2 separate regions of the Homo sapiens genome follow, and region 2 is linked to region 1. Evidence: read pairs that join two places in POLR2A ChIA-PET (ENCODE). Cell type or tissue: A673. All regions are shown on one strand. Links, peaks and the distances in the headings refer to the core of each region. The heading gives the core; the rest is flanking DNA. Region 1 overlaps USP2 (ubiquitin specific peptidase 2). Region 2 overlaps LOC105369526 (a long non-coding RNA gene).

Region 1 (14,719 bases), core at 3,495-7,494:
TTTGTTCCCCTCTGTAATGAAAAGTGCTGACTTTCCCTGGAGCTCCTGATTTCCTATTCTTGGCAGAAGAATATCTGGCTGGGCATGGAGCAGCCCTGCTCCCCCTCCTCTGTCGCCCCCACTCCTGTTATCCACCCGCCTTCTACACAGAGCACCTAGAAACTGGCATGTGGTTTTGAGCTGAGGAAATTTTAGACAAAGGCATCAACCCCCACCCTAAAACATAACAACCAAGGGTCCTAAGGATGCCTTAAAGGAGCTTCTCCCATCTCCCCACCCCCCAGGCCAATAGAGGGGTTAGATCCTCAAGAATAGTAATCGTGGGTGACGAAGTGTCCTTCTTGCCCCTCACTGCTGGGTCAGAATTAAGTGTCAACATCTTAAAACACCACAGGAGTGCTTCTGTAGACAGATGACTCCGTTTTCCCATTTCCCTACCCCCATTAGCACTGAGTGACTGTTGTCTCAGCTGAGGGCCTGCTTTGGTGAACATTGACACGGTCACCAGTGGTAGAATGCTTTCCCCTACAGCCTGTTTAGACAGATGTCATCTGAGGCACAGGGGCTAAGAACTAATAAAGCACTGCCAAAAATAGACGTAAGGGTGGGTATTCTGTTGTGGGCAAGCTTTAACATTTAGTTCCGAGTGCGCAACATGGAGACTTTTGCAGCGTTTCACCAATTCTGGAAAATGCTGAGAAGGTCTTTGTCCCAGGGAATTATCTCTGTTGCGGCCCTCTTGCTGACTGTCAGTAAGTCAGATTCAGATGTTGTGTGGGGCCATATACTGCCAGCCCTAGCCAAGTTCTCTAAGGATGCTTATATCCCACCTGCTGCCAATTGGCCTTTCTCTCTAGCTGCAGGTTTAAACTGGGTCTCTTTTCTGGGTATATTTTTCTTCCCTACCTGTTAGTGCTAGCCCTGACAGCTGGCCAAGAAGGGATCCTCTTACTTGTGGGATCGGTAAGGCAGTTCTTGAGAAAAGCCCTCCTTCAGCCTGCTCCTCCCCCACCCACACCCCTCCCCCCCAGCTGACAACCTCATGGGCTTTGAGCTGCTGACAGCCTCATAGGCTGTCAGCACACGGCATGAGTAATTTTAGCTGAGTTATTTCAGGCTCCTGTTCTGATCAGGGCTGAGCTGGCCCCACGCATGCCCCAGTGTTGCTCCAGAGTTGCCTGCTCCCAGTCCCCTCCCTGAGAGAGGGGGTGGCAGACTCATCTGCAAACTGTTTATTTAACCCTTTGAGCCTGAAGGTTTTCTGACTCCTTGGAGATATGCCCAGGATTAGCCAAGAGACCTTGACAAATAAGCTCAGAGTCCTCGATCCAGCACCTGTTCTCTCTCCAACCCCCTCACCCGCCTCCGCTATAGGGCCAACAGCAAGAGTGGCAATTTCAGCCAGGCCCTTGCCTCTGCGGGCCCAATCTGCCATCTCCAGGATTCCCAGACAGTGGCCAGTCAGGATGTTGAAACCTGAGCCAGGCAGGGAGGATTCTCCGAGTCTTTAATCAGCCCTTAGGAGCTGAGCTCAGCTGGAAGGAATTCCACCTGTCTCTGGCAATTCAGAATGGCAGGCTTACTTGAGTTTTTCCCAACTGAAGATCGAAACTCAAGGTGTTTTGTTGTTTAACTTTTCAAAACCTCCTCAAAGTGTCTCTTATGAGAGTTACTTTATATATTGGACTTCTAGGAGTACAAATATAGGTCATTTGAGATAGCACCTGGATTTGGGACTCAAAATTTCTTATAGTAAGGAGTCAATATGTACCAAATATATGAATTCCTAGTCTCCACTGTAGCAGAGAATAGAGAATAACATAAAGATGGGGGGCAGGGAGATACATAGTCAATACACACTCAATAAAGCCCTGAAGAATATTTTTGTTGGTTGTTGAAAATAACAGGCATTTAGGCAGGACGCGGTGGCTCACGCCTGTAATCCCAGCACTTTGGGAAGCTGAGGCAGGTGGATCACCTGAGGTCAGGAGTTCAAGACCAGCCTGGCCAACATGACGAAACCCTGTCTCTACTAAAAATACAAAAAATTAGCCGGGCATCGTGGCACACACCTGTAGTCCCAGCTACTCAGGAGGCTGAGGCAGGAAAATCGCTTGAACCCACGAGGTGGAGGTTGCAGTGAGCTAAGATCGTACCACTGCACTCCAGCCTGGGTGACAGCGTGAGATTCCGTCTCAAAAAAAAAAAAAAGAAAAGAAAAGAAAATCACAGGCATTCCTCAATCCTCTTTCCTACAAAGTACATAGATGGGTAAAGTTGAAGAAAGAATATTATGTGTGGCCTGCTGCCTGTGGCTCCAGCTGGTTAGAAATTGCACGAGAGAGCCCAGCACAGGCCTAGCATCTTTGCTTCCACCTTATTGCCATATGTTCTTTGCTTACAGAATTCTAAGAGTGCCCAGGGTCTGGCTGGTCTTCGAAACCTTGGGAACACGGTGAGTTTTTCCTGGCCTGCTTCTTCCCCAGGCCCACCCCCTACTATGCTGACTGGAGCCATATAACCAGAGTCCCCTTCTGGTTGTGGCTGACTCCCTACCCGTTCAGCCAGTTGGCACTTGCCCTTCCTGGCTGGTGTTTCACAGAATTGCTGGGCTGTGCTTTACCCACCCCCAGCAGGAAGCACTGCTAAAAGGAAGTTGCCCTTTTACCCATCAGCCTGCTCCTCTCCTGGATCATTCCCCTAAAGGATGCCCATCACTTCCCACACACTTCTGTCCATCACATCACGCCCTTTTGTGCACCTCTATAGTAAATAACCAATTAGGTCACCTATGCCTGGAGTGGGGGTTTGCCTCACTTCACCCCTTTCACTTATGAAAAGAGGAACTTGAGGCTATGAAAGGATAGCCTCCTATGAAAGGATTCTAGGTAGATGAACCAGAGAGCCTCTGGTAGTAAGTAACACAGGTGAAGGTGGGACTCTCGTCTCCCCACTGATTGCCTGGTCATCTCTTGCAGTGCTTCATGAACTCAATTCTGCAGTGCCTGAGCAACACTCGGGAGTTGAGAGATTACTGCCTCCAGAGGCTCTACATGCGGGACCTGCACCACGGCAGCAATGCACACACAGCCCTCGTGGAAGGTGAGAGGCCCTCTGTCATGTGCCCCTGCCTACCCCCGGATGCTCCTCCACTCCACTGGGGCTGTTCTAGGTGTTGTGTCTTAGACACTCCTATCCTGTCTGTCTTTCTCTGCTTGCTTTTTGTTGGGATTCTAGTTTCAGAGTTTCTTATAGAAAATATCTCAGCTGTCCTGTACACTCTCTCCTTCCAATAGAGTTTGCAAAACTAATTCAGACCATATGGACTTCATCCCCCAATGATGTGGTGAGCCCATCTGAGTTCAAGACCCAGATCCAGAGATACGCACCGCGCTTTGTTGGCTATAAGTAAGGGCCTTGCAGACATGTCCTCTCAGGTGGGTGGCAGTAGGAGCAGGTTCTTAGGACAAGAGGTGTTGCTCACCCTCCTTCCTTTGGGTTCAGTCAGCAGGATGCTCAGGAGTTCCTTCGCTTTCTTCTGGATGGGCTCCATAACGAGGTGAACCGAGTGACACTGAGACCTAAGTCCAACCCTGAGAACCTCGATCATCTTCCGTAAGTAAGAGGAGAATGCTGTGGGAAAGCAAAACTTTTGTGAACTCGAGATTTTTACCCACCACTTTGGGGTTAATGATTTGGGAATAATCTGATTTACTTTTGAAGATGAAGGATCAAAATTGACAGACCCTTAAACTTAAGTTTTGAGCTTTGACCCAATTGTTGTCTCTCTCTGGTTCCCAGTGATGACGAGAAAGGCCGACAGATGTGGAGAAAATATCTAGAACGGGAAGACAGTAGGATCGGGGGTAAGCGCATGAAAGGGAAGATGCCTGTTTTCACTGTTGCCTGCTCTTGCCTGAGTGGAGCATGAAAAGCCCTAAGAATCACTCTCCCGGGGAAGCCTGTTTCTGCCTAGTGTTCAACAAAGCAAAGCAGGAACAGCAAGAAAGAAGATGCTGTGCAGGCCGGGCATGGTGGCTCATGCCTGTAAACCCAACACTTTGGGAGGCCAAGGCGGGTAGATCACCTGAGGTCAGGAGTTCAAGACCAGCCTGGCCAACATGGCAAAACCCCATCTCTACTAAAAATGCAAAAATTAGCCAGGCATGGTGGTGGGCACCTGTAATCCCAGCTACTTGGGAGGCTGAGGCAGGAGAATCACTGAACCCAGGAGGCAGAGGTTGTTGTGAGCTGAGATTGCACCACTGCACTTCAGCCTGGGGGACAGAGCAAAACTCCATCTCAAAAAAAAAAATAAAAGCTGCTGTGCAGAAGACCATGCTCTACTTCCTGTATTTCAGCATCTCATGGCCTTCTCTTCCCCAGATCTCTTTGTTGGGCAGCTAAAGAGCTCGCTGACGTGTACAGATTGTGGTTACTGTTCTACGGTCTTCGACCCCTTCTGGGACCTCTCACTGCCCATTGCTAAGGTATGCACCCCAGTTGCCCGCCTTGTTGAACTCCCTCTCCTGTCCTTTCATGTTGACCTCTGACCTTTGCTTTTTTCCCCTTCCCAGCGAGGTTATCCTGAGGTGACATTAATGGACTGCATGAGGCTCTTCACCAAAGAGGATGTGCTTGATGGAGATGAAAAGCCAGTAAGTCACCCTTCGGTAATAGCAAGAACAAATTTCCGTGGGACCTACTGGGAAGAGGCTGATACCAGCAGATCCAGTTGAGGAGTGACTGGATTGGGGCCCACTGACTTCCCCACAAGTTCTTTCTGTTTGTCTTGTCTCTCAGACATGCTGTCGCTGCCGAGGCAGAAAACGGTGTATAAAGAAGTTCTCCATCCAGAGGTTCCCAAAGATCTTGGTGCTCCGTATCCTTAAGATCCATCAGGGCTGGGACATGACTTTCAAGGGTGACTGATGACAAGGGGCCCATAGGTGAGGGGAACAGTCGGAAGAAACGGACCTTGTAGGCTTTCCTTTTGTTGTCTGCCCTTCTGCATTGGTTTGACTATCCTTGACTCACGTCAATGCCAGATCTGAAGCGGTTCTCAGAATCCAGGATCCGAACCAGCAAGCTCACAACATTTGTGAACTTCCCCCTAAGAGACCTGGACTTAAGAGAATTTGCCTCAGAAAACACCAGTGAGTATCTTTGAGTAGGCAGGGCAGAATGAAGACGCAGGTGTGCAAGGCCGGAGGGAGGGCAGGAGGAAGGGGAGCTGCCAGCACCAGCTACTGAGAGACCCAGAAGGAGAGGTTGGAGGGGGGAAGTCGGGGCAGGGGGGCCTCGGGGGCTTGACGGCTGCCTCCTCCTCAGACCATGCTGTTTACAACCTGTACGCTGTGTCCAATCACTCCGGAACCACCATGGGTGGCCACTATACAGCCTACTGTCGCAGTCCAGGGACAGGAGAATGGCACACTTTCAACGACTCCAGGTGAGAGCCAGGGCAGGGCCGGAGCCCCTGGCTGTAGCCACCCACTCTCCCCCCACTCCTCCACCCTCCCCCCAAACCCACCCCCCTCCCACCCCCCGCACGGCTTACACCGAGAATGGATGGCAAAGTTTAAGGCCACGAAGCCGCTGCCCGTGGGGAGGCTCCCTGAAAGGCAGGCCGGCCGGCCTCGGGGGCACAGAAAGAAGCCGGCGGGGGGTCTCCCGGTCCTGCCCGCTCCGGGCTGACTCCCCGCTCTCTCCGCAGCGTCACTCCCATGTCCTCCAGCCAAGTGCGCACCAGCGACGCCTACCTGCTCTTCTACGAACTGGCCAGCCCGCCCTCCCGAATGTAGCGCCAGGAGCCACGTCCCTTCTCCCTTCCCCGTGGTGGCCCCGCTCCCTAAATTTTTTAAAAAGACAAAAACAAAACAACAACAACAACACACAAACCTGACAAGAGAAAAACAAACCTGAAGCTGCCGAGCAGGAGTGGATGCAGCCTGATCAGGGTCTGGAGCAAGGAGCCGGGCTTTCCTGAGCTGTGGCCCGGCAGGGAAGATCGCCTGGACGTGGAGCCAGCATCGCCCCGTGCCCTCGGCGTTTGCATTTGTAAACTTGTGGTCTTCCTATGTGTCAGAAACAACTGTGTCTTGGGGGGGAAGACCCTCGCTGCGCCGCTTCCCGCCGCAGCGCCCGCGCCTCCGAGGGGACAGCGCCCTCTGGAGCTCGCTGGGAGCATCACCGCCTGGACGCCCGCGCCGCGGAGGAGCCGGCGCCCATCTCCACCCGCACGGCTCGCCGGTCCAGAGCCATGAGCCAAGAGCCCTCTTCACGCTGCTAACTCCAGGGGACAGACGAAGGGACATCTTTGGAAAACGCTGGTTTTGGTTTTTAAAAAGCCCAACTTTTTTTTTTTAATTTCCATAACTAAAGTGTTCAGACTGGAGTGCTCTCCTTCAGGCCTCTTCATAGCTGGGACGTTGCACTGGTCCTTTTATTGCTTTTCCAAGTACAACTTTCTAATGCTAGCCCTCCGTGGTGCTAGGTGGGCGTTGGCCAGGCCCCAAGCACAGCCACAGTAGACCTGGGATCTAAAACAAGTTTCTGTTTTGGGGGTTTGGGTTTTTTTTTTTTTTTTTTAATGTTTTGAATGGAATTTAGTTGCCTCCAAGAATTGTGCCTTATAGCATTTGGGGACCAGGGGGTAACTGCCCCTCCTGAAATATCCCTCAGCCTCTTCCCTTTTCCCCAGTGCTCTGTTCAAACCCGCCTGGGAAAGGGATCCTGCCCTTAGCCCTGGCTCGTTGTGCATTGCAGTGAGGCAAAGAAGAAAGCAGGTAGATTCCTTCCGACAGGGCATCAAGTTCTTCCCGCCCACGTCCTCTAGCCCACCCCTGGTCTGCTCCCCAGCTGTTTGAAGGATAGCACAAGCCCCTCGTCCCTAGAGCTTCTCTCCCTTTTATTTATTCTCTTAACATCCCTTTCCCCCTGGCCTTCCTGCCCCCGCCCCCTTCTCAGAGCCTCCTAGACAATAGGCCCTTTGGACCGAGTTTCTCAGGGATGCCCAGGCCACCCCTCAGCTCTTCTTAGCGCTGGTCTCCAGTCCTGCCCTGGGAGCTGGAGCCTGGGTATTTGGGGACATCTTGCCTCAGTTGTATGGTTCTTTCCTGTGGGCTCAATTTTGCCCTACATAGTTGGATAAAACTCTGTGCTGTCCTGGAGAGTAAAGCTGTTCACCCACACAGCTGGGCCCGGCTTGTGCCCCGTGGAGCCTGGCACATTCCAGGCTCCTAGGAGGAGGCATCAGAGAAAGACACCCTGAGTTTTACTGGCCTGACACCCTTCTCCAGAGAAGACCTGTGAACCTGAGCCCAAGGGCAAGTGTACACTTGTTTACTGTGTAAGCAAGAGTAGAAGAATGTCTAATGTACAGTGGAACCTTGTACAGAATAAATAATAGCTTTGAGAAATCAGTTGGCAGATGTTGGAATCTTGATTTGGGAGTGTTTGAATCTAGGAAGGGCTCCTAGTATATTAGGGGCCATCTATTTCATTGTTTCAACCAGTTTGTAAATTCCAAGTTTCTGGAAAAAGTTACCCACTTTTTAGTTTGAACATTTAAGTTTAATTTTTTAAAAACTGAAACAATACATATTTTGGACACTATATTCTTCATCTGGATTCACCAATTGTTTACAAACACATTTAAATATACAGCCATCCCCCAGTATACACAGGGAGATTGGTTCCAAGATACACACATACCAAAATCTGCACCATATTCAAGTCCCAAGGTCACCCCTGCAGAACCTGCGTATATGAAAATCAGCCTTCTATATATGTGGGTTTTGCATCTTACAAATGCAGTATTTTCTATCCTTATTTGGTTGAAAAAATCCACGTGAAAGTGGACCCACACAGTTCAAGCCCGCATTGTTCAAAGGTCAACTGTACTTTATTCTGTCTGCCGAAACATTTTCAGGTGAGGTGTTATATCACCACTTCTAAATACTTGAGCATACATCTCCTAAGAATCAGGACATTCTCCTATGTGACATGGTTTTCACATGTCCATTTTTTTTTTTAATGAACTGTCTACTTTTTAATGCTGGTATGGGCTACTCTCTTAATTCTTGGTTGAAACTCTTGGGGCTGGGCATGGTGGCTCACACCAGTAATTCAAGAAGTTGAAGTGAGAGGATGGCTTAAGGCCAGGAGTTTGAGACCAGCCTGGGCAACATAGTGAGACCCTGTCTCTATGAAAAAAGAAACACTTGGGTGTTTTCACAGACCTATGATAAGATAAAATACATCTCTCCAGCAGATGTCAAATATAGCAAAACTTGCTCTTAGAGCAGAGTATCATTACCTGGATGTGGAGTGACCAGGGCTTAGTCTTTTTTTTTTTTTTTTTTTTTTTTTGAGACAGAGTTTCACTCTTGTTGCCCAGGCTGGAGCGCAATGGCATGATCTCAGCTCACTGCAACCTCCATCTCCTGGGTTCAAGCGATTCTCCTGCCTCAGCCTCCCAGTAGCTGGGATTACAGGCATACGCCACCACGACCAGCTATTTTTCTATTTTTAGTAGAGACGGGGGTGTCTCCATGTTGGTCAGGCTGGTCTCGAACTCCTGACCTCAGGTGATCTGCCTGACTCGGCCTCCCAAAGTGCTGAGATTACAGGCGTGAGCCACCACGCCCAGCCAGGGCTTAGTCTTTGATAAGTCAAAGATCTCAGCTTTACCACCTAATACTTAGAAACAGTTACCTTTATGTTACAGGCTTTGTTCCCTAAAGTGCTTTTTCTCAAGACTTCAGATTTAACCCCTAAAAGAGGTGATGCCTTTGGTGCACTCGGTGACCCACGTCTCCTTTGGTGTCACCTCTTCATTAGCACTGTTCAGCTTTTCCATTTCTGCTGCTGGTCTTAGAACTAGGGAAGCTGAAGGCTCCACCAGGTGAGCCTGGAGTGTTTCATCAGGATTCTTCCTCACTGCCTTCACTGCTCCAGACACTGAAAAATAAAGGCCTGACTATTCCATCCTTGCTGAGACAGAAGCACCTGCTGTCACTTAAGGCCTGTGTGCTGCTATCAAACCCACCTCATGGAGGGGGACAGTTGTGGGGGCATTTTTCTAAGCATTTCCCAAGAGTGAAGAAGAGGGATTGAAAATGACAGTGACTTAAAACTTGGAATTTCTCCCTGAGGGACCCAAACTTCCCTGGCCTGCCCTGAGGGTGGCCTGACCCAGGCTGTGATTGGAAATCTTACCCTGATGATTGCCCCCAAGCCGCAGGCAAACAGGATCCCCTCAAAATAAAAACATGAGGCTTGTAGCAAAGTGAATGGCTGTACTCTGACTAGTTCTTCACTGGAGGTAGAAGCAGCCCTGTAATTTTTGCTGTCTTCCACTGGGGAACAGATGGACTCTAGGAGACATTGAGGGCAGGGGCTCCACTCAGGTCCGCCACCCTTGCTCCCAGCTCTTCAGTAATTAATCTGTGGTGCTTTCTCATCCCCATGGCAACAGGTCCTAGTGTTACACAGAGCACAAACACACGCAGGTCTGTCCCCACGTTTTTTTGTCCATCAAGCTTTGCCTCCTAGCAACTTGGCTCTCTTCCCTCATTGTTTGCTCTTGATCCAGCAGGCCTCTCCCTAGGGGAGGGGCTTCCCCTGCAACTGCTCTTGTGTGACCTTGAACAAGAACCTCCCTCTTTCTGGGCCTCCGTGCCTCATCTGCAAATTACTGAGATAGGACTTGTGGATCTTGAAGGTCTCCACTCCCATGTTATCAATCATTCTAAGTCACTTTTCCTCTAAACACATGCTCAAGTCCCAAGATACGGAACTTAACTCTAGTTCCCTGGTTCCAGTTTATAGAATTTTTTTAAGTGACCAATGCTCAGAATGCTTACTTCTTTCTATAAAGCTATATTTTATATATTTTTTTATTTATTTATTTTTTGAGACAGAGTCTCACTGTGTCACCCAGGGTGAGAGTGCAGTCATGTGATCTCGGCTCACTGCAACCTCCACCTCCCGGGTTCAAGCGATTCTCCTGCCTCAGCCTCCCGAGTAGCTGGGATTACAGGCATGCACCACCATGCCTGACTAATTTTGTATTTTTAGTAGAGACAGGGTTTCACCATGTTGGCCAGGCTGGTCTCGAACTCCTGACCTCAGGTGATCCACCCGCCTTGACCTCCCAAACTGCTGGGATTACAGGCGTAAGCCACCATGCCCGGCCTCTACAAAGCTTTAGAGTTAGATCATAGAGGTCACCTTGTCCATGATCTCGATTTGGCAGTGAGGATACTGAGCCCTAGAGAAGACTTGCTCAAGGCCACATAGCATGTCAGAAGCAGAGACAGGATGGAACCTGGGTATCTTGACTCCCTACCCAGTTCTCTTTCCGAGTACTCTGTCTTTAGTTTGAATAATTGACAGCATTTTGCAGGACTTTCTGCAGCAAATTTTCCAACCCTGCATCTATTAGGAACTGAGCCAAACAGCAGTGTGACATTCACACATACCCAACAGCAAAACCACCATGATCTGCCTCCTACCTGGACCCTAGTAGGTCTGTCTGAGCTGGACACCTCTGAGGGTCCCCATCCTTCATTGCTCTACGAGCAGAAACAAGCACCTGTGCAGGATGCAGGAGGCAGCAGAAAGAGACTAACATTCACAGCCCAAGCAAGTTACTTAATCTCTCTGAGCCTCAATTTCCTCATCTGTAATCTGAGCATAACATTACCTATTCAGAGTTGTGAGTGCCAGTTAAGAAAAACAGTGTCTGGCCAGGCACAGTGGCTCATGCCTGTAATTCCAACACTTTGGGAGGCCAAGATGGGCAGATAACTTTAGCCCAGGAGTTTGAAACCAGCCTGGGTAACATGGTAAAACTCTGTCTCTACAAAAAGTACAAAAATTAGCCAGACATAGCACCATGCACCTGTAGTCCCAGCCACTTGGGAGGCTGAGGTGGGAGGATCAATTGACCAGGAGGTTGAGGCTGCAGTGAACCGTGGTCACACCAGTGCACTCTAGCCTAAGCAACAGAACAAGAACCTGTCACACACACACATGCACACACACAAAAAAAAAAAAAAAAACGAAGGAAGAGGGGAGAGAGAGAGGAAAGGAAAGGGAGAAAGGAAAGAGGAGAGGAGAGGGGAGGGGAGGGGAGGACAGAGGAGGGGAGGGGATGGGATGGGTGGGTGTCTGGCACATAGTAGGTACTCAACAACTCAACAAACTTCCATTTCCCCCGCTCAACTCCCATTTCCAGGACTATACCATCAAAGCTCCACTGAGATTCTCATGGTGGGTGATCCTCAGCAAATTTTTTTTTAAACCAACACTGTCCCTATTTAGCAAATATTTAATTCCTCTCATCTCTCTGGATGCTTCTATCTTCTCTTCCTTAACAATACACTTGATGTATGTAAGTATAGCATTGCCCAAACTAAACAGAGTGCCCGTTAAATAGGGATTCCAAAATCAAGGAATTGGCTTTTCCAATTTTCTGATATTTGGGGGCATCTGCCTCTTGGAGGTAGTAATGGGATTGAGCTGCTATCTCTCATGCTTCTAAAGACTAGGGAAGCCTATGGCCGAGGCAGGAGAATTGCTTGAGCCCAGGAGTTCGAGACCTGGCAACATAGGGGGATCCCTTCTCTACAAAATTAGTCAAGCATGGTGGTGCACACATGTAGTCTCAGGTACTTGGGAGGCTTAGGTAGGAGGATTGCTTGAGCCTGGGAGGTGGAGGCTGCAGTGAGTTGTGATCACACTCCAGCCTGGGTGACAGAGCAAGACCCTGTCTCAAAAAAACAAAAACAAAAACAAAAAAAAGTGGAAACCAGGACTCCAACAGCCCCAGCTCTGCAACCCAGCCCTGCCCCTGGGCAACTGTACAACTTTGGGCAAAGGCACTTAACTTCCAGGAGCCTTGGTGGCATCCAGAAAATGAGAAGAAAACACCTACCTCCCTCCTCTTGCCACCGGGGCTGGAATAAGGATGACGTGAGGCAATGAGCTGAGGGGTCTGCAGTGGATTTCACTCTCAGTGTGTTTTAGGTGTGCCACTCCCCAACCCTGAGCTGGCCCCTGGCTCCCCTCCTTTCCTCCAGAAACCCCTTCATAACGCAGACAGTTGCAGGAGTGCCTGTGCCCACAGAGGCACTCTGCGGCCTCTACTACATCCTGGGTGTAGTCGAGGATGGCCGTGGGTAACAGCAAAGCAGAGAGAAGCTTCCTGGTCTTCCAGGCCTCCCCTTGGCCTCCCTTCTGTTGTCTCCCCACTCACAGGAATAGTTCTGAGACCCAGTTGTGACCAAGCTCCTCAGGCCACAGTGCTAAGCCTCTCCTCCTTCCTGGAATTCCCTAACCAACCCCCAAGTTCTGCCTATTCAAATCCTTTTCAACCCTCAAACTTTAGACTAAAGGCTCATCTCTTCCAGGAAGTCCTCCTGCTGGCCCCATCAGAGGAAGTCATTGTTTCTTCGGATTACCCAGCATTTAATCTCCAGACTTACGGCCCAGTAAACTGTCTTCATCTCTGTCCAGTGAACCACACTTCTCAAAAGACTCCCTCACATTCTTTTTTTCTTTTTTTTTTTTTTTTTTGAGACAGAATCTTGCTGTGTTGCCCAGCCTAGAGTGCAGCAGCGCAATCTCGGCTCACTGCAACCTCTGCCTCCCGGGTTCAAGCAATTCTCCTGTCTCAGCCTCCCAAGTAGCCAGGACTACAGGCGTTCACCACGATGCCCGGCTAATTTTTGTATTTTTAGTAGAGATGGGGTTTCGTCATGTTGGCCAGGCTGGTCTTGAACTTCTGACCTCAGGTGATCCACCCACCTCAGCCTCCCAAAGTGCTGGGATTACAGGCGTGAGCCACCGCACCCAGCTGACCCCCTTACATTCTTTTTTCTTTTTTTTTTTTTGAGACGGAGTCTTGCTCTGTCACCCAGGCTGGAGTGCAGTGACACGATCTCAGCTCACTGCAAGCTCCACCTCCCAGGTTCATGCCATTCTCCTGCCTCAGCCTCCCAAGTAGCTGAGACTACAGGCGCCCACCACCACGCCTGGCTAACTTTTTTGTATTTTTAGTAGAGATGGGGTTTCACTGTGTTAGCCAGGATGGTCTCGATCTCCTGACCTTGTGATCCACCTGCCTCGGCCTCCCAAAGTGCTGGGATTACAGGCATGAGCCACCACACCCGACCTCCCTTACATTCTTAAAAATTATGGAGAACCCCAAAGACCTTTGCTTTATGTGGGTTCTATCTATTAATATTTACCAAATTAATATTAAAGCCGAGAGAAATTTAAGTATTTTCTTACTAATTTTTAAACAATAAATTTTAATATAATGAACCCTTTACAAGCTAAAGTAAGACGGAGTCTCGCTCTGTCGCCCAGGCTGGAGTGCAGTGGCGCAACCTCGGCTCACTGCAAGCTCCGCCTCCCGAGTTCACGCCATTCTCGGGCCTTAGCCTCCCAAGGAGCTAGGACTACAGGCGCCCACCACCACGCCCGGCTAATTTGTTTTGTACTTTTAGTAGAGACAGTTTTCACCGTGTTAGCCAGGATGGTCTCGATCTCCTGACCTCATGATCCGCCCACCTCGGCCTCCCAAAGTGCTGGGATTACAGGCGTGAGCCACCATGCCTGGCCAATAATGTTTTTAAACCATATAATCCCATCACTTTGGGAGGCTGCGGTAGGAGGATTACTTGAGTCCAGGAGTTTGAGACCAGCCTGGCCAACATAGTGAGACCCCATCTCTACTAAAACTGTAAATTAAAAAAAATTAAAAAAAAATTTTAAAAAACCTCCTATATTTTCTGAAACAAAAAAAAATTTAGTAAGAATGGGCCGGGCGCAGTGGCTCACTCCTGTAATCCCAGCACTTTGGGAGGCTGAGGCAGGTGGATCACCTGAGGTCAGGAGTTCAAGACCAGCCTGACCAACATGGAGAAACCCTATCTCTACTAAAAATACAAAATTAGCTGGGCATGGTGGCACACGCCTGTAATCCCAGCTATTCAGGAGGCTGAGGTGTGAGAATCCCTTGAACTCGGGAGGTGGAGGTTGTGGTGAGCTGAGATCTCGCCATTGCACTCCAGCCTGGGCAACAAGAGCGAAACTCCGTCTCAAAAAAAAAAAATTAGTAAGAATGGCAGTGTGGCTTTATATTTGTGCAAATCTCTTTAGCATCTGGCTTAATAGAAGGCAGCTGGACTCGCGTCTCCTTCAGCATTCACCCCAATGTCATATCACATGTCACGGAGCGTCTGGAAAACATGAATGAGTGTGAAAAAGGCACATCATGTCTTAGTGTTATTATGAGCCTAGTTCTAAGCTCTCAAGTCCTCTAAAAAAAGGCCCCGGGCCCCACTTTGAGAACTGTCACAGCAGAGCAGGGGCTCCTTGAGACGAGGGCACCTTGTCTCAGTCGGCTCCATGAGCCCAGTGCCTGGCCAGACCCCGGCACAGCAACCTCTCTCTCAATGATCACAGCGAACGAGCAGCTTCAGAGGAGCAGACCCAAGGGCGTGGCTCTCCCAGCTCATCATTCTCAAAGCTCAGCGCAGGGCCACTCTGTCCAGGAAGCTGCCCCTGTGGCCAGGCTCTTAACACACAGTGTGGCAGGAATCCTGCTCTGTCTTGATCCACCCAGAATGAGAAGTACTTTGTGGTCAGGGACTGTCTGATCCTCTCCAAGAGCACCTGTCCCTACAGCTCCCAAAAAGTCTCT
Region 2 (14,719 bases), core at 4,931-8,930, 600 kb before region 1:
ATGTAGCTCAAAACAAATTAATAGTAAACTGTAAAATACAGGTAAGTAAATTCCATCTTTTCCCATGAAAACGGGTTTATGTTTGACGTGTAGAAGACGAGATTTAAAAAAAATTAATGCCTTTGCTTTGCTGCAGCCCTAAGCATTTGTTTAGTTTATACATTGGATACACCAACAACGTGTGCAGCATATTCAGCCCTGGAAGTCCCATTTGGAGAGCGGATTTGCTGTACCAGGATCTATATCTGATTATGTCCCTCCTAGCTTCCAAAACCTCCCATGGCTTCCCTGTGCATGCAGAATAGAGTGCAATCTCTTTGGAAGCATTCAAAGCTTGCCAGGACCTGACAGAGGCTGCTTTTAAAAATCAAAATAAGCCAAATGATTTAAAAGCCAAATGTCCCAAAAGGCTTATTATGACATACAGGAGTCCTCGGCTCTACCCTTCCCAACAATTTCAGTCCTGCTCCTCAAGGGCGATCATTTTAATCTTTTGGATTTATTTATTCTGCCAATTACTCTCATATCTCTAAGTAATATGTTTTACTGATATATCTTAATTTATGTACTTTATGCATTATCTATTGATTCCCTGTTATGAAGGTTGAGTGTTTAATTTTCTTATGCCACCCCCAAGCTCCCTTTCCCTCATTCTTCCAGTATCACCATTTATGGTAAAAATCAATAAATGATGTCTATTGCTTTGCTTATGAAAATATTGTTTACTGACTCATCAAACTACTTACACATCCTTTTTGTATAATTTTTTATTTTCCCCAGAGTTTCTCATTCCTTTCTCTGTGTCTTGCATTATTTGCCTTTATAGAATTCCTCATTTTTTTTCTTTCAATTTTCGATTGCCTCAGGTATTCTATAAGCCTCTTTATTGTTTTTCTTGGAAAACTCTTCCCGGAGACCTGAGTCCACTTGTTCCAAGCTGGACTCTTTGCTCTATAAATGATCCGGACAGCGGAAGGTCTAGGGATTGCCCCTTACCGCTTTCCTGGGTGGGATCCAATGTTTCCCTCAGCCCATTTCTTCTCTCTTGAGTTATTCCATTTTTCAGGAGCACTCCTCAAATAAATTCTTAAGAAATTGTACATGAAAGATAAATTATCTGAGTGCTTGTGTACCTGAAAGTATATTTGTTCTGTTTGGTACACATTTAGGAACAGGATTCTAGGTTTCTGGGTTGAAAATTATTTTTATTCAAATCTTTGAAGGTTTGCTCCAATATTTTCTTGCATCCAGCATTAGAGATGGCAAGTGTGATGGCAATCAGACTCTAGTTCTTTACAGATGACCTGTCACCTTCTCCTGCTGCCTGTATACCATTTGCCACACTTTTTCTTCAGCCCTGATGTTCTGACTTTTCATTCTACTTTTTTTTTTTTTGAAAATTTCCTTTCCCCTATTTTCTTTGTTTTATTTTTGGAATTCTCTGAATCATGTCTTTTATTTTTTTCTTTCATATTTTCTCTTTCAGGAAGATTTATTGGACCTTATCTTCTTAGCTTTCTATTAAGTTTTTAAATTTTATAAAAATCTTTAATATATATATTTTCAAGAGCTCTTTTAGTTTTTTATTTCTTTATAGCACCTTGTTCTTGTTATAGGTATACAAAATCCTCTTAATTTATCTGAGGATCTAATTAGAGTATTTTAAATGTTTACTTTTAAATTATCTTCTGTTACTAGTATAATCTTTCAGGATTACTTTTCCTGTTTTTTTTTTCTTGCAATCTTAAATATTTGGAATTATTGGATATCCTTTTAAATATAAGAATAAGGGAATAAAAAGGCACGTGGGAGCTTTGTGTTCATGTGAAGGACTGGCTGACTAACGGACTTCATCTTAGGGTGATTGGGCTGTGAGCCAGCCATTTTACTGGGAGACCCCTAAGTGTCAGAATAAAGCAGCATTCTTACTTGAGACTTATTCAATTTCTTTTTAGGAGAAACTTTCAAAAATTGTTTTTGTCTAAATGGTAGAAATGTGGCTACTTGGAATTCTATTAATACATAGTGTGGGAATGGGCAGCTACTGTTTGGTCCTGAAAATGGATTTTTCAGTCAGCACCCCCACCAGATTCTAGCTCCAAATATCCCACTCTCTGACATCCCTAACATCTGAAATCAAAATTTGCTTCCCCGGGCAGGTTGGCTGCATTCTCTGTAGCATCCTCACTTTTCCTAGCTTCATCAGTGACTGTATAACCATCTCAAGACAGTCCAAGATATCTCTCATTTGCTGATATATCCTCTCTTATTCTCTTAGTCATAAGCCTTTTATATTATTATGATTATTAAATTATTATAAATATATAGGAAAGTATGGGAGATAGTGTCAAAATATTGATATACCTATCTCCCCAGTTCTGTTAAATCATTCATTCTTAATATTTTGCTATATTTACTTCCTCACCTTTTTTTTCAGGTTTTTAATGCCTTAACTTTTATTTTTTTAACTTTTAGCTCAGGGGTACATGTGCAGATTTGTTACACAGGTAAAATTGTGTTATGGGGGTTTGTGGTACAGATTATTTCATCACCCAGGTATTCAGCCTAGTACCCATTAGTAATTTTTCCTGATCTTCTCCCTCTTCCAACCCTCCACCCTTCAATAGGCCCCATTGTGTGTGGTTCCCTCTTTGTGTTCTTATCACACAAAGTGTGAGAAACATACGGTATTGGTCCCACCTTTTAAAAAAAAAAAAAGAAATAAACTAATAGACTCAGTTGACATATACCCCTATTCTATCTTATTTTCCACCCTCCCCAGTTGTAACCACTGTTCTGAATTTGTCATTTTTCACTTCCATGAATATTTTTATACTTTTGTTACATATATAAATGATATACAATATATGTGATTGCCTTACATGTTTTGTGTTTTCATGTAAAGGTATCAAAGTGTACCTATTGATTTTCAAATTGCTTTTTAAAAAACATTTGTTAGGGATCTATCCATGTTGTATATGCAGTTTCACTGCTGTATAGTATTTCAATCATTCTTCTGCTGATGGAGATTTAGATTATTTCCAATTTCTCACTGTAACATACAGAGCAGCCTGAACATCCTTGCACTTTTCTCCCTGAGCACATGTGCAACAATTTCTTTAGGCATGTACACTGTATCTATGTCATGGTGTATCCACTCTTCAACTTCACTAGAGGTTGGAAAACTGATCTCCAGAATAGATGTATCAATTTACCATTCCAGCTACCCTTAAAGGGTTTTCTTGTTTCACATGTTTGCCAGTAGTTCATCTTGTCAGCAAACCAGATTTGCTAATTTGGTTAGGGGGAAACAGTACCTCACTCTTAGTTTGGATTTGTTAATAGCAAGCTAGTAGGGCTTCTTTCTATTGGCATTTAGGTTTCTTCTGCAGACTGAATATACACAACTTTTTTCCAGCTTCCTATTGGGTTGTTTAGCTTTAGCTTATTGACTTACAGAAGACTTTATATCTGGCATAACCTGGGAGCTTGTTAGAAATGCAGAATCTCAAGCTCCCCCCTAGATCCACTGAATCATCATTTGAATAAGATTTAGGTGATTTGATTGCATATTTAAGTTTGAGAAACACTGGTTTAGAACATTTTGCTAAGACTGGGATTCTCTGCAGCTTGGATAGTTGGCACAACTTCCCTGTAAAACCACCTGGGATTGATGTTTTGTTAGTCGTAGCTATTTTTGCCGATGTAGGCAAATGTTTAATTACTTATTCACTTTCTTTAATAATTATAGGCCCATTCTGATTTTTAAATTTCTTCTGAGTTTTACTGGGCTTTTTTCTCCTAGAAAACTGTGCATTTTATTTATGGTTCTTAGTGTATTTATAAAAAGATATTCATATTAATCTCATGATTTTTAAAATTATCTCCTGTAGCTGGAATTATATCGCCTTTTTGCATCTTAATACTGTTTATTTGTATTCTCTCTCTCACCAATCCTGCCAGAGGTTTGTCTATTTTATTAGTCTTTCAAAAGGACCAGCTTCTGGTTTTACTGAACTTCTCTCTTAGAACACTTTCTATTTCACGAAATTAAAAAAAAATAAATTTCTGCCTTTATTTATTATTTTGTAAATTAGAATCTTGCTCTGTCACCCAGGCTGGAGTGCAGTGGCATGATCATAGCTCACTGCAGACTCAAATTCCTGAAAGCAACCCTCCTGGCTCAGCCTCCCATGTAGCTGAGACTGCAGGTGTGTGCCACCACACCTGGATAATTTTAAGATTTTTGTAGACACAGAGTCTCACTATGTTTCCCCAGCTGGTCTCAAACTCCTGGTCTCAGATGATCCTCCCTCTTTGGCTTCTCGAAGTGCTGGGATTGCAAGCATGAGCCACCGCACCTGGCCAGGTCTTTATTATCTTCTCCTTTCTACCTTCTTTGGGTTTATCCTGTCTTACTTTTCCAACTTTTGAGTTGAACTCTTACCTCATTACCTGTTCAATCTTTCTTTTTTATGGTTTAAGCATTTGAGATGCTATATTTCCCACTGTAATTATATTTTACATGTTTTGATATACCACATTTTTGTTATCTTTTAGGTCTAAATGTTTTCTAATTTCCATTTTATTTCTTCTTTGATCTATGAATTATTTAGAAGTGTGTTTTTAAGTTTAGGACTATGTAGGATATTCTAAAAAAGATTTTAAAATGTTATTTCTAACTTAATTACACTGTGGATCAAGTATGTGATCTGTGTGATATTAGTTCCTTGTTAGGGCTTGTTTTAGGATGCTGCACATAGTCTATTTTGTAGATGTGCCATTTGTATTTGAAAAGAATGTGCATCCTTCAATTGTTAGGTGCAGCTCAAGCTTGCTGGTTGCATTTCTCAAACCGTTAGTCCTTACTCATTTTTATCTACTTAATCTATCAATTACTGAGAGCTATGTTACAGCTGCCATTATGATTTTAGATATGTAAATTTCTTATAGAAATTCTGTCAATTTGATTTTATATATTTTAAGGCAATATTGTTAGCTTCATGCAAATTTAGGATGGCATTAAATAACACAGGTTTGAACTGCGTGGGCTCACTTAGACTTGTATTTTCTTCCACTTCTGCCAACCTTGAGACAGCAAGACCCACCCCTCCTCGTCCTCCTCCTCCGTAGCCTATTTAACGCAAAAATGCTGAGAATGAAGACCTTTATGATGATCCACTTCCACTTAAGGAATAGTAAATATATTTTCTCTTCCTTGTGATTTTCTTAGTAACATTTTCTTTTCCCTAGCTTACTTTAAAGTAAAAATATAATATTTAATACATATAACATACAAAATATGTGTTAATCAACTATTTGTGTTACCAGCAAGGCTTCTGGTCAATAGTAGGGCTATTCGTAGTTAAGTTTTGGGGGAATCAAAAGTTATACACGAATTTTTGGCTGTATGGGGTTGTTGGTGTCCCTAACACCTGCATTGTTCAAGGGTCAGTTGTATCATATATTCATGGCAAATGGTAGCTTTTAATGTTATGGAGTGTTCATCTCTGTACTTAATAATAACAACTATATTGATATACAACAAAATATTTCAGCCCCAGTGTTCTTTGGATTAATATATCCAGAGAATATATATCTTTTTCCATTGTTTTTTGTTCTTTTCTGTGTCCTTGCTTTTTTTCTTTTGAGACAGAGTCTTCCTCTGTGGCCCAGGCTGGAGTGCAGGGGCTTGATCTTGGCTCACTGAACTCCGCCTCCCGGGTTCAGGCGATTCTCCTGTCTCAGCCTCCTGAATAGCTTTTAAGAGATGTCTCTTATAAGCTTCTTAAAAATCTCTGACAGCCTTTGTTTCAGCAAGTGAGTTTAGTCAGTTGACATTTTTGTGATTATTTATATATTGGATTTAATGCTACCATTTTATTTTGTACTTTTTATTTACTCTGTATTCCAGTTTGTCTGCATAACAAACTTCCCCAAAACTTTGTAGTATAAAATAGCGATTTATTATGCCCACAGATTCCGTGGGTCAGGAATGGGATAGGGCTCAGCTCCACGATGTCCGGCACCTCATCTGGAAGCTTTGAAGGCTGGAATCATCTCAGGACTTGCTCACTTACATGTCTGGTGATTGGTGCTGGCTGGCTGCTGAGATCTTAGCTGGACCTGTTGGTCCAAACAACATGTAGGTTTTCCATATGGCTGTGGGCTCCTCACGGCATGGTGCCCAAGTTCCAAGGGCAAGAATCTTGAGAGAGAGAGAGATAGTGTGCACACACACTAAATGGAAGCCGTATTACCTTTTATGATCTAACCTCAGAAATCACACAGCATGACTTCCACCATGTTCTATTGGCCAGGGGAGTAACACAGTCCTTCCAGGTTCAAGGGGAGGCATAAGAGACTCCACCAAGTCTTGATGGGGAGTGTCTGAGTTCTGGAAGTACAAGAGGAATTAGAAATATTGTTGTGGCCATTTTCAGAAAATACAATCTACCACACTCTGCTTTGTTTTTCTTCTTCTCTACTTTCTATTGAAATGATTGAGGCTTGTAAAAAATTATTTTCTTCTCTTCTGCCTACTGTTTTGGAAGCTCAACATTCTATTTTGACTTTTTAAGTATGTTCTCTTAATTTTTTTGCATCTATATTTAACATAAAGTCTGAAGTTAATCAGTCTCTGCTTTCCTCCTGAATGAAACAAGGCCTTGAGAATTCATTTTAGCTCCTATCACCTCTTCCCCAACTTACATATTCTGTTGTTCATATTTTAATTCCATTTTGTCATTATTATTATTAGTAGTAGTAGTAGTAGTATATGCTTAGGGTTTTCTTAAAAACAACATAGGCTTGTTTCAATTAACTGACATGAACTGGCGTGTTTGTTTGTTTGTTTTGAGATAGGATCTTGCTCTGCTACCCAGGCTAGAGTGCAGTAGCACGATCTTGGCTCACTACAACCTCTACCTTCCAGGTTCAAGCAATTCTCCTGCCTCAGCCTCCTGAGTAGCTGGGACTACAGGCGCCCACCATCACACCAGCTAGCTTTTTGTATTTTTGGTAGAGATGGGGTTTCACCATGTTGGCCAGGCTGATCTTGAACTCCTGACCTCAGGTGATCTGCCCACCCTGGCCTCCCAAAGTGCTAGGATTACAGGCATGAGCCACTGAGCCCAGCCCCATGTTTTTTTAAACTATGTTTTTACTATGCTTTCTTGTATTTACTCCATAGTAAGTTTACTTTCAGCAAACCTCTGTAGTTAAAAACTTTCAATCTCTTTACATCTGAAGATGTCTTTATTTCACCCTCACTCTTGAAAAACTGGTTTAGGGCCAGGCATGGTGGCTCATGCCTGTAACCCCAACACTTTGGGAGGCCGAGGCCGGTGGATCACTTGAGGTATCAGGAGGTCAAGACCAGACTGGCCAACATGTTGAAAACCCATCTCTACTAAAAATACAAAAAAAAAAAAAATAATAAAGTTAGCTGGGCATTGTGCTGCCTGCCTGTAACCCCAGTTACTCGGAAGGCTGAGGCATGAGAATTGCTTGAACCTGGGAGGTGGAGGTTGCAGTGAACCAAGATCAAGCCACTGCACTCCAGCCTGGGTGACAGAGCAAGACCCCATCTCAAACAAACAAACAAACAAAACTGGTTTAGCTATGCATAAAATTAAAGCTGACAGTTATTTTCTCTTGGAATTTTAGATATATTCTTCCACTATTTTCTGGGGTCTACGGTTGCTTTTGAGAAGTCTGAAGTCAGTACAAATGTTCTTTTGTAGGTCTTCTGTATGTTTTATCTCTGCTTGCTTAGATCTTTGCCGTTGTCTCTGAAACTTCATAGCAATATTGCCAGATGTGCATTTAGTTTTACATATCCTACCTGGGATTCTTCGTGGTCCCAAACAGGAGGATTTCCAATTCTAGAAAATTCCCAGTCATTATCTCTTGGAATATTGCTACTTCCCTAGTCTCTCTATTCTGTCCTTCTTTAACTACCATGAGATATATGTTGAACATTTTCATTCCAGTCTCTATGTCTCTTAATCTCTAAGATTTTCCATCTCTTTATATTCTGTGTTGCACTATAAGTCATTTCTTAAGATTTATGTTTTAGTTCACTAATTCTTTAGCTATGTCTAATATAGAGTTGTCCCTTGGTATCTGCAGGGGATTGGTTCCAGGACACCCTTGCGAATACCAAACTCTGCATATTCTCAAGTCTTGCACTCAGTCCTGCAGAACTCGCTTAAGTGAAAAGTTGGCCCTCTGTATAGCCAGGTTTTTGAAATCTGTGAATACTGTATTTTCCATCTGCCTTTGGTTGGAAAAAAAACTCACTATAAGTGACCCCATGAAGTTCAAACCATGTTGTTCAAGGGTCAACAGTGCTATTTAAGCTCTCCATAAATTTTTAACTTTAATATCTACGTATTTCATTTCTAGAATTTGGGGGGCTTGAATCTACCCTTATGTTTACTTAGTGACCTTTTATGCTTTCAATTTCTTCTCTATACCTTCAATCATGTCAAGAAATAGAATATTTCCAGCACCCAGCATCCTCTTCATTTGCCAGGCACAGCCCCTGCTCTTCTGAAGAAAATCATTTTCCTGACTTTTGAGGTGATCTTTCCTTTTCTTCCTCCTTTTGCCACCTGCGTTGTTCTTTGTGTTTTTGAATTTTGGATTGCAAGCTTATCTCAACAGAGTTTTATCTCTAGAATCCTGAGCACGCTTAGATGAGAATGTGTTTTTCTAAGACATTTTGCATTTGCTTATGAGTCCCAAATGTATCACTAATCCAGAACTATTTTAAAATAAAACATTATCAAGTTGTTTCTTTCTGTATCAAGAAGCTAGCATAAAGTCAAAGACCAAATCTGTATGAAGAGTTGGTCCATGGTTATAAATTGCCAGATGAGAACTCCTTGTCTAAGTGGAGTCAGACAGACTTCTTTGTCATCTTCCTGGACCAGGACTGTACATTTTCTCTTCCACTCTTTCATCGAAGTGTAATCATTTGAAAGTCAAGCTTCTATGCAAAGATCTCAGTTCAAACATCCCTCTTCAGAAGGCCCAATGCCCAGCCACTGGGTCCCACATGAGCATTAACCCTATGTGCTTGGGTTCCCAATGCCGGCAAAATCATGCAGCCGCTGTAGTGTCAATTCAAGTGCTTCCTGCTCCAGATCCTTTGTGCCTGGCTCACAGGTGAATTGGCTTAAAGCTCAGTTTTGCATTTAAAGGATGCTCGCCTTTCTAGGTCTTTGTCATGGGCATGCATGCTGGTTATCTGGGCCACTACACTGCCGGAACCAAACATCTGGCACCCTCTTCCTCAGCCTCGAATCCCACCATGACCCACTCCTTACATCCTTCTCTCCAGCACGTGAAGCCTGATCTGCTTCTGGGGCTTTTCTATCCATTCCTGGGCCTGACTGCCCTCTAGTTCCAGTGACTTCGGGTGTTGCGGGTGAGTCTACAAACTCTCTGACAGCCCTCTTTCTGCAGCCCCTTAGTCCTTGGCATCCTCGGCCAGTTGCCACTCCCCCATCTGCCTCTGTCTTAGAGAAATAGTTGATGTCTTTTATATGCGGCAGTCTCCTTTCCTCTTCTTGGGGTTCTTATGAGTTTATGCCTTTCTTATATTCTTTGTTTTCATTTTAGTGAAGATTTGGAAGGGAGAGGAAATAAACACACGTGTTCAATTTTTCATGTTTAGCTAGAAGTCCAAACAGTGTGTTATATCATCTTTGTGTTTCTTTCATTGTAAGTGAGGTTGTCCTTTTCAACATATGTTTATTTTCAAATCTTTTTGTTGCATGAATCCTTTGTCTGTTTGTTGTTTGATCTCCTCACCTCACCCCATCTTGACTCTTAGAACGTTCCTATCAATTTATATATTAATTATTTATATGAAAACATTAACACTCTGAAATGTTAGAAGTAAATATTTTTCTTCAGAATAAAAAGTTTCTTTTTTTTTTTTTTTTTTGAGACGGAGTCTCGTTCTATCACCCAGGCTGGAGTGCGGTGGCACAGTCTTGGCTCACTGCAAGCTCCGCCTCCCTGGTTCACGCCATTCTCCTGCCTTAGCCTCCCAAGTAGCTGGGACTACAGGTGCCCACAGCCACGCCCGGCTAATTTTTTTGTATTTTTAGTAGAGACGGGGTTTCACCGTGTTAGCCAGGATGGTGTCGATCTCCTGACCTCGTGATCCGCCCGCCTCGGCCTCCCAGAGTGCTGGGAATACAGGCGTGAGCCACTGCGCCCGGCCAGTTTCTTAGTTTGTTATACCCACGCATTGTTAATTTTATGTAGTTGAACTGCCAGGTTCTATCTTTTGTGATTTCTTCTATGGCTTCTGCATTGACTGGGAGAGGAGATGCTCCCCAAAGCCTCTCTTGCTGATACTCTACTTTGGTTCTGTGGAGAGGGAATCCCTGCAGGGAAGCAGAAGGAGGGCAAAAGGAGAATTTTCACTTGACCCTGGTCATCTGTTAGTATATGGATAATTGAGAATTGACTACAAGTGAAACTGACAAAACAGACCTTCTTAATTATGTGCCAATAAACTCTATCATTCACTGTGGGCAGGAAAGCAATTTCCAGGCTTGTCCTTAAAGATGTGTTCACCCACCCTCTTCCTTGAGATTTTGCACTTCGTGACCTGCTCTTCCAGTGAGTTCTCCTTAAGACCCATTCACCTCCTGATGCCAAAAGTGCTGAGAGATAACAGCATTGCGACTTTATTGCTGCCTGAGTTCCCAGGCCCCCAGTTAGTGCGTAAAGAGGAAGCAGCATATATCTCAAGCACCTCTGATCGTAGCTGGCATGATGCTTGATAACAGAATTTCTCAAACAACAGGCCCAGGCTGGGGAATTTTAATATTGTCTCTCCCTACAAGTAATTTCCAATGTTTATGCTCTGTGGAGCCCCTTTCGAGTGTCAGAGCAGAACAAATGCCAGTTTTAATGGACTTGCTAAATCATAAAAACTGCTTGCAAAATTGCATCTGATTAAAACAGGAAAATGTTCCATTATTCAGAAAAATCTCCCTGCAGTGGCTCACGGGGGCGGCAGGAGGTGGAGAAATGTAGGGAGTGCCCAGATCCGATTGAGTTTTCTCTCCATTGGAAAAGACGTGGCCACGTTCACAGTCCTCCAGTTTCCTCCTCTCTCCTCCCCAGGTCCTCAGTCCTTCTGCCATCTCTGATGAAAGTGAAATTGACATTAGTCATTTTGTAATTAATTTATACAACAACACGCTATTAGCCAGGGCATGGTATGTGTGACAGGTACAGCCATTTAGGGTATGGTGGGGTGGGAGTGGGAGAATATTCTGAATACTCTGAAATCTCTGCATTGCCTCTCATGGGCTCCCACAGAGTAAAGACCAACATGGCAAACATCAAAAGGCCTGCCCTCCCCAGTGGGACCACACTCTCCTGGCTAGCAGCAACATGTAAAATGAAATTGAGTTATTCCGCTGAAAAAAGTCACACCCAACTCACGAGCCACACTATGTGTATTACTAGGGGAGTCTGATTTGGGCATTTAATATCAAGCTAGACAGGCAGGCAGACTGACTGACCAGCATCATGGCCAGGCATCACGACCAAGTATTCTCTGTTTAGGGAACAGTTCCTAAGTCTGGAGAGAAAGCAAAGCAAAGAACTGTCCTGTCCTCATGGAATTCGCAGTCTAGGGTGAGCAAGAGGACACAGTGGAAGAAGGAGCAGTCCTGGCCAGTTTAGGTCAGTTATCAAAGCCAGGATGACACGCTGGGCAGGTCCTTCCAGTGTCAGGACCCCAGGAGGAGTGTCTGCACTAATCAGGTGTCTCGGTTATCCAGCACAGTGTCTTATTTTTTTCCATGATTATGTGGGGTGGCTGGGCTCCACTGGCAGCTCCTCTATGCCACATGGTGTCAGGTTGGGCCATTCACAAGGCTGCATTTAGCCACGATATCCACAATGGCTTCCCTGACATGTGTGGCAGCTGGGGTGACTGGAGGGCTGGCCAGGCTTCTCCCTCACTGCACCAATCCATGTGATCTTCAGCAGATGTCAGTCTAGACTGTGCTTCTCCACATGGTGGCTGGATCCCAAGAAGGTGAAAGTAGGATCTGCCAGGCCTCTTAAGACTGAGGCCTGGACCTTGCCTGGTGTCACTTACACATTCTATTGGCATATTGAATATGGTTTGAAATAAGTGAGCCATCGACTAGGACATGGAAATTGCTTTTGTCATACAGAAAGTTTCATAGCAATGGTACTTGTGTTAGCAGGATTTGACTTGTAATACTGAGCACTTATAGGACCTTTGTGATTCCCAAGCACTTACCATACATTTGTGAAATGCACAGTGTAAGAAAAGTCAGTGTCAAAGCAAGTCACAAGACTGGCCTAGATTCAAGGGGAGGGGAAATAAATTTCACCTCCTGATGGAAAAGAGTGGATATGTACAGGGCTGGAGGATTACTGGTGATGATCTCTGCAGATAATCCATCACACTGAGGCTACCTAGGAAAAAGGGTTGGATTTGAAGTCAGCTGACCTGACTTCGAGTCCCATTTCCCCACCTCCCTAGCTGAGAGATCTTGGGCAAGTAGTGAGGCCTCTGAGTTGTGGCTCCCTGCTCTATGGAAGTCTCTTCACTGAATTTTTATCAGTGCGAATTTTGAGGGATCATGCATGGCAAAGCACTTTGCCAATCGTGGCCTAACTACCTAGATGGGGAAGGGATTGCAGTGGCTTCTACTCTCTCCCCATACCACTGCTTGTTGCCTTAGCTAATCAGGAGTCTTCTCTCCTTCTGGATCTTAAAATAGATTTTTTTTTATTTAAAATGTCTTAATTCCTCTTGGATTCCCATGATTTCCAGTTTTGCTTTCTGGCTCTGTTTTCCAGTGTTTCACGAGGATGCACCCCAGTCTCTCCCCATGGACTGCCATGAACAGTTGCACAATATTTTTCTGCATCAAAGCACCTGGCCTTGGGGGAACTAGGGGGCTGAACTTTGGCTGTGTTCTGCCCACCAAGCCATGCACCCTGGGGCAGAGCTGCATCTACCTAAAGGGGTCACTTGTCCTTGTGCCTACAAAAGCTCTGTGTGGACTGGAAGTGACCATACCTGGTGCCAGCCCTAATGGGGCTTGAGAGGCCACCAGTGGGGGCCCATCAGCCATCAGCACACAGACCCTCCCTGCTCCATGCTTCTTGACTGTCCAGGGCTGCATATGGTAGAGTCTTTTCTGTTTGACTCTGGGGTTCAGGGGTCCCCCCTGTTTACCCAGTGGCCTGCTTGACTTCTCTTCCCAGCCCTCTCAACCCCTCACCCGGCTGCTGCCTGTCACCCTCCATCCACCATGCTGCAGAAATTATTTTTATAAACTCCTCCTTGACTGAAGTGCCACTTTAAAGAATTTAAAACACCACTGCTGTCTCCTAATGAGAAGGAGAAGAGACGCAGAGGCACTAAATTCTCTAGAGCTTTCCTGTAGCGTTCTGATGTCGCCATCTCTGGAAATATTTCTCCTGCCACAACACACAACATATTGGCGGGGGAGCATCACTACGTATTTTAGAACCATCCCCTTGAGCACTTTGCAACCTTCCAGGATTTCTAAACTACACACTGTTGACACCTCAGACTTCAAAAGCTGAGGGTAGGCATGCACATTGGGACAGGATGCTGGGCTCTGATTTTAACCAGTGTTTGCTAGGTGCCCCCACGCACCCACCCCTCGGCTGGGCCCCGGGGAGGGAAGTAAAACCACACAGGACAAGAACATTGTTTCTGTCTCATCCCATCCTAGATGGGGTCCCTGATGTCCTGGTCTTTGGAAGGATGTCAGCTGCTCAGGTGCACAATGAGGGGAGTTCAACCTTGACTTCTGGAGCCAGCCGGACCCAGGCACCCTTAGCACCCTGCAGTTGCAACTCTACCATTTCCTATGCCAACCTGCCCTCATTGATCTAAGTTATTCTTTGTTTTCTGGACCTAATCCCCTGACTGCCTACTATTTGAAACCAGCCTCCCTGGCTGCACCCAACATCCCTCATCCTCATCCTCCCCTGGGGCTGCTTCTGCAGAGCCACCAGGCCATTGCCTGCTGAGCTGCAAGTATTATTTGCCACCTCAAACATCCACCACATGGCAGCCTCGCCACCTATGGAGCTCCTCCTTCCTCTCCAGATGCCCTGGGCATGGCAGTGGGGCTTCCAGATGCCCTGTCCCACCTTTGGAGCCAGACTCTGTAACTGGGTCCTTCCCTGCACCATACTGCCTGTCCCAGCTTCCTTCTCCTCCCCACCAGCCTGTGTGGCGGATGCCCCATCCAGTTCACCTCCTAAAATGCTCTTTCATCTTTTACTTCCTCTGCATCCACACCAAGCCTGACTTCACCCCGCCAACATCTATTGCTTGGATGAGAAAATAGCCCCTAATGCATCTCCCTGCTTCCAGCTCTGCCCTCTTGAATCCATTCTTCATAATGAAGCCAGAGGAGGTTTTCTAAAGCCACAGGCTGTCATGCCCTTCACCCTCTGGAACATTTCATGGGTGCCTTTCCACAGCCTTCATGCCACTCAGGACCAGCCCTGCCCAACTGATGCTTTATGACCCCTCCCTGCACCACACCAGGAGACTGAGTAGGTGCCGTTCCCCCGCCTGGTGACCTCTTTCATCTCCAGAATCTGAGTACTGAGTTCAAATCCTAATGCAGCTCATTACTAATGGTGTGAGCTTATC

The links. ChIA-PET counts read pairs that join two places held together with the same protein. Peaks named below come from ENCODE experiments on the same cell type or tissue, not always from the same donor. Only the 100,000 strongest peaks of a DNase experiment are listed, where the experiment ranks them.
Region 2: POLR2A ChIA-PET joins it to region 1 with 7 read pairs; 2 of 35 experiments call an interaction of 5 or more read pairs at or near these places.

What each region holds. Positions count from the first base shown.
Region 1 is chr11:119,347,920-119,362,638 of GRCh38, reverse strand. It overlaps USP2 (ubiquitin specific peptidase 2), which reads left to right. Exons shown (of 13, transcript NM_004205.5): 3 at 2,405-2,455; 4 at 2,979-3,102; 5 at 3,297-3,408; 6 at 3,505-3,615; 7 at 3,802-3,866; 8 at 4,387-4,490; 9 at 4,578-4,658; 10 at 4,804-4,882; 11 at 5,049-5,156; 12 at 5,332-5,452; 13 at 5,717-7,424. The coding sequence ends at 5,804. Among named protein-coding and RNA genes, the nearest start is that of MFRP, 8.6 kb to the right of the region's middle. RefSeq lists enhancers at 2,942-2,991, 3,616-4,815. In A673, for the core only: CTCF peaks have their summits at 5,933 and 6,133 (motif pointing left); DNase peaks (open chromatin) are centred at 5,748 and 6,178; H3K4me3 peaks cover 801 bases; H3K27ac peaks cover 652 bases.
Region 2 is chr11:119,947,130-119,961,848 of GRCh38, reverse strand. It overlaps LOC105369526 (a long non-coding RNA gene), which reads right to left. Exons shown (of 8, transcript XR_948083.3): 7 at 12,311-12,489; 8 at 10,687-11,176. Among named protein-coding and RNA genes, the nearest start is that of LINC02744, 40 kb to the left of the region's middle. In A673, for the core only: no CTCF peak of the experiment used is centred there; no DNase peak of the experiment used is centred there; H3K27me3 peaks cover 1,372 bases.